Regions from separate parts of the Homo sapiens genome. Here region 2 is linked to region 1. Evidence: chromatin loops called from intact Hi-C (ENCODE). Cell type or tissue: PC-9. All regions are shown on one strand.

Region 1 (2,500 bases):
ATGGTGTTGACAAACTAATATTTGGAAAAATAAAATTAGATTTTTACTTTACGTAATAAATATAAACAAATTCTAAAAGAATTAAGGATTTAAATTTGAAACATGAAACCATACACAAATATATTAGGAAAGAATATAGGTGAATATTGGCCAGGCTCGGTGGCTTATGCCTGTAATTCCAGCACTTTGGGAAGCCAAGGCAGGCAGATCATCTGAGGTCGGGAGTTTGAGACCCACCTGGCCAACATGGTGAAATCCCGTCTCTACTAAAAATACAAAAATTAGGCCGGGCGCGGTGGCTCACGCCTGTAATCTCAGCACTTTGGAAGGCCAAGATGGGCAGATCACGAGGTCAGGAGATCGAGACCATCCTGGCTAACATGGTGAAACCCTGTCTCTACTAAAAATACAAAAAAAAAAAAAAAAAAAAAAAATACAAAAATTAGCCGGGTGCGGTGGTGCATGCCTGTAATCCCAGCTACTGGGGAGGCTGAGGCAGGAGAATCACTTGAACCTGGAGGCAGAGGTTGCAGTAAGCTGAAATCATACCACTGCACTCCAGCCTGGGCAATAGAAAATGTCTCAAAAAATATATATATTTATATATATAACATATGTATGTGAATATTTAAGCTTGGATGGGAATGGCATTTCTAAGTGTGTTAGTATGTCCTAGCTGAATCTGAATCAGGAATTTGGGTGCCTTTTGGTGATCTGGTGAGCCAGCATAGACAGTGCAAGGTAGGATCTGGAGGGTTAGGAAGTAATTCCTTCACCTGTGTTTGGTTCAGCCCTTTCTCATTGCCTTTTGCAGCTGTTCCAGCCTTCCCTGGACTCAGCAGATGATTCATCCTAATGTCCAGAAGAAAAATAGACCAGGGTTTTAAAGTATAAAATAATAAATCTCATCATTTATCCTTCTCATGGTTTTCAGAGAAAGTAGTGTTCATCTTCTTGACCTAAGCCAATCCTTCTACAAGTACTTTAACATGTATTAATTTACAGTGAGAAATATTACTATGAAATACACAGGAATGCTCACATTAGCTCTTCAATGCATTCTCTCCCTGAAAGACAGTAATATGGGAAGCCAAATGATGACCTAAAGGTTTCCTTGTGGGCAAGGACCTATCCAAGCCAAGGGTGTGAATGGGACGCTCTTAATGCCTGGGGCAGAGTGTGACAGGCTCAGGATCTAAGACTGCTACAGGGGTTGTGTCCACCAGGACCTAGAGAAACACTCTACTGACTGGTGTTAACCAGTTTAAAAGAAAAATAATGGTTTGTTTCACAAAATCAATATATGTACATTGTTGAACCATTAGATAAGGAACATGAATTAATATAAATAACATTCATAATGCTTTATTTCAAAATATGCCATGGCAAATACCTTGTATATCCTTTCTAGGCAAATGCCGTATATACCTTTTCTAGCCTTTTTCTCTGCACATCTGTTAAACTGCTTAATCCCCTTCTAATTTGTTTCCTCCCCAAAAAGATGATTACCCTTATGAAAAATCACTCTAGGTAAACTGCCCGTATTGTTTGCCTCTCTAGCAGAGTTCAGCTTCTTATTTCAGCTTCTCTAACCATAAACAGTATGAGAAGACCTCTCTAGCTATAATTGTTTCACTTTTTCACTTCCTGCTTTTCAGAATTATTTCTTTGTAAAAACCCTTTGTATTGTAAACAAACAAAAAGCCAGAAACAGAAAATCTTACAAAACAAATATACAGTTTAATGAATTATTCTAAGGCAAACCCTTCCCAGGTCCACAAACATAACTGAGCTGCCTCCTCCAGAAGGTCCACCCTGGGCTCTGTCCAATCCTACTCCTTCCTTCCCCCAGAAAGTTCCTGCTGGCCCGACTTTAATCACTTCCTCATAGTTTAGAAAATAGTTTTATCACCCAAATATGTATTCCTATATACTACAGCTTGGTCTTTCCCTCTTAAAACAATTTCTTAAAAGATTCTTTAACAGATTTCTCACCATTCTTTTCTTTTCCTTAGAATTTATCTGTTGAGGCCAGGCACAGTGGCTCACGCCTGTAATCCCAGCACTTTGAGAGGCCAAGGCAAGGGGATCACCTGAGGCCAAGAGTTAGAGACCAGCCTGGCCAACATGGTGAAACCCCGTCTCTATTAAAATTACAAAAAATTAGCTGAGCATGGTGGCGGGTACCTGTAATCCTAGCTACTTGGGAGGCTGAGGCAGGAGAATTGCTTTAACCCCGGAGGCGGAGGCTGCAGTGAGCTGAGATTGCCCCTCTGCACTCCAGCCTGGGCAACAAGAGCGAAACTGCGTCTCAAAAAAAAAGAATTTATCTGTTGAAAAATTAGAGGTACTCAACCCGTAGAGTTGCCCACGGTCTGGAATTGGTCCATTTCGATCCCATGGTGCACTTCAGCGTGTTTGCCTATGTCCTTTTTATTTCCTGCAAATTGGCAACTGATTCAGAGGCTTGATCAGACTTATGGCTGATCCCTTGGGCAAG
Region 2 (2,500 bases), 160 kb before region 1:
GTCAGGAGTTCGAGACCAGCCTGACCAACATGGTGAAACCATGTCTCTAGTAAATAAAAAAAAATTATCTGGGCATGGTGGCGCATGCCTGTAATCCCAGCTACTTAGGAGGCTGAGGCAGAAGAATTGCTTGAACCCAGGAGGTGGAGGTTGCAGTGAGCCAAGATTGCACCATTGCACTCCAGCCAGGGCAACAGAGCGAAACTCCATCTCAAAAAATAAAATAAAATAAAGCAGAGAAAGTGGCTAGGGAGTAGTACCGGGATTTGTAATTTTAAAACAAAGTGAAGACAGTACAGTGTGTAGATTGACAGACCCGATCTTGAATCTGGGCTTTGACACCTGCCAGCTGTGTGTGACCTTTGAGTTTCTGTAATCAACCAGTCTGAAACTTAATTTTTCTTATTTGCAAAGTGGGTCTAGTAATAAGGGGTTACATGAGTAAAACTATATATATACATATATATATATACGTGTATATATATGTATATATATATGTATATGTGTATATATATATAAATAATTTTTTTTCTTTTTGAGACAGAGTCTCACTCTGTCACCCAAGCTGGAGTGCACTAGCGCGATCTTGGCCCACTGCAGCCTCCACCTCCCAGATTCAAGCGATTCTCCTGCCTCAGCCTCTTGAGTAGCTGGGATTACAGGCATGCGCCACCAGGCTCGGCTAGTTTTTGTATTTTTAGTAGAGACGGGGTTTCATCATGTTGGCCAGGCTGGTCTCAAACTCCTGACCTCAGGTGATCTGCCTGCCTCTGCCTCCCAAAGTGCTGGGATTACCGTCATGAGCCACTGCGCCCTGCCAGAGCAAAACAATATAAATTTACATATTCAATCAGGGTTTCATTAATGTTAGCTGATATTAACTAAGTGCTTATAATATAGGGTGATGGGGGAGCCGAAGGAGGAGTGACCCATCGCATTTGGAAAACGGGTTATTGTCCCTGTCAGCTGTCTTTTTTCCAGTAATCCTAGTTCGACCATACACCAAGAAGGCAGCAGGAGTGCAGGAGAACTCTTGCAGCCAGGATTAAGGTTGGGAAGGATTTAGATCCTGGTTTGGTGTGTGGGACATAGGCTGAAGTTAGAGTAATTGTCAGTATTTTAGATTCTGTTTCAAAAATTATTTTCTACAAGCTTTGTGTTCAGCCATATAGTTCACAACAAGCCTGGTGGGGAGGCTGGGGCTGTCCACTTGACAAACGGGAAAACAGGCACAGGATGTGAGTGCCTGGCCAAGGTCACCTCTAGTCTCCAGAGGAGATCTCCTGCCGGCCCAGTGATGAGTCATGCTGGAGTGTTGCTCCCGGGGTGAAATCACAAAGGAAGGCAGGCTTGGATTTATTGCAGGCAGCAAGGGGAAGTTTCCTGTTCTTGAGAAATCTCAGAAACAGTAACTCCTCCACCTGAAGGGCCTTACTGAGTAGCCCCCAAACCCACACAGGTACAGGGCCTGGTTTAGGGTGAGGGAGAGGCCTTTGGCCTGTGCAGAGGATAAGCAGTAAACAGTAGAAAGAAAAAAGAAGGGGCTGGGCACGGTGGCTCACACCTGTAATCTCAGCACTTTGGGAGGCTGAGGCGGGCGGATCATGAGGTCAGGAGATCAAGATCATCCTGGCTAACACGGTGAAACCCCGTCCCTACTAAAAATACAAAAAAAAAATTAGCCGGGCGTGGTGGCGGGCGCCTGTAGTCCCAGCTATTCAGGAGGCTGAGGCAGGAGAATGGCGTGAACCCGGGAGGCGGAGCTAGCAGTGAGCCGAGATCAGGCCACTGCAGTCCAGCCTGGGAGACAGCGAGACTCCGCCTCAAAAAAAAAAAAAAAAAAGAAAAGAGGAAACTTGTAGTGGAGAGCTTGGGCTGTAGGCCCAATGGACCTTGGTTTGCTGATTCTGCCCCTTACTGGCTTGGGCAAGTCCTATAACCCTTTCTGAGTCTCAATTTCTTCATTGGTTAAATGGGATCATCACAGTGCCTGACAGGTTTAATGAGAGAGTGAAATAACGTATGTTCAGGTTGCTTGATCCTAGGAGTTCAAGACCAGCCTGGACAACATAGAGAGATCCCTGTCTCTACAAAAAATACAAAAATCAGCTGGGTGTGGTTGTGTGTGCATGTAGTCCTAGCTAATCAGGAAGCCGAGGCAGGAGGATGGCTTGAGCCAGGGAGGTCATGGCTGCAGTGAACTGTGATGCCACTGTACTCCAGCCTGGGCAACAGTGCGAGACCCTGTCTTAAAAAAAAAAAAAGATATGTGCCAGGTATTCAGCACCGTGCCTTGCACGCAGCAAACCCTTATAACATTGGTTGTTATTTATGGAGAGGAAAAGGATAAAGGGGTGGGAAGGCAAGAGAAGAGGGCTTAGGGTACTCTGCCCTCTAATGCTGGACCATTCAGATGAGGTCCTGATGAAGCTCTGTCCACCTGAAGCTTTTATTTTTATTTATTTATTTTGAGACAGGGTCTCGCTCTGTCACCCAGGCT

Evidence for each region. Peaks named below come from ENCODE experiments on the same cell type or tissue, not always from the same donor. Only the 100,000 strongest peaks of a DNase experiment are listed, where the experiment ranks them.
Region 2: it touches region 1 in a loop (14-fold over the local background); 2 of 110 quality-filtered maps call a loop at or near these places.

The regions. Positions count from the first base shown.
Region 1 is chr5:142,526,270-142,528,769 of GRCh38, forward strand. No RefSeq gene overlaps it. Among named protein-coding and RNA genes, the nearest start is that of FGF1, 160 kb to the right of the region's middle. In PC-9, no CTCF peak of the experiment used is centred here; no DNase peak of the experiment used is centred here; H3K27ac peaks cover 1,575 bases.
Region 2 is chr5:142,361,636-142,364,135 of GRCh38, forward strand. All of the region lies in intron 3 of SPRY4-AS1 (SPRY4 antisense RNA 1), which reads left to right. Among named protein-coding and RNA genes, the nearest start is that of SPRY4-AS1, 38 kb to the left of the region's middle. RefSeq lists enhancers at 1,169-1,463, 1,253-1,972, 1,973-2,500. In PC-9, no CTCF peak of the experiment used is centred here; a DNase peak (open chromatin) is centred at 1,316; H3K27ac peaks cover 1,930 bases.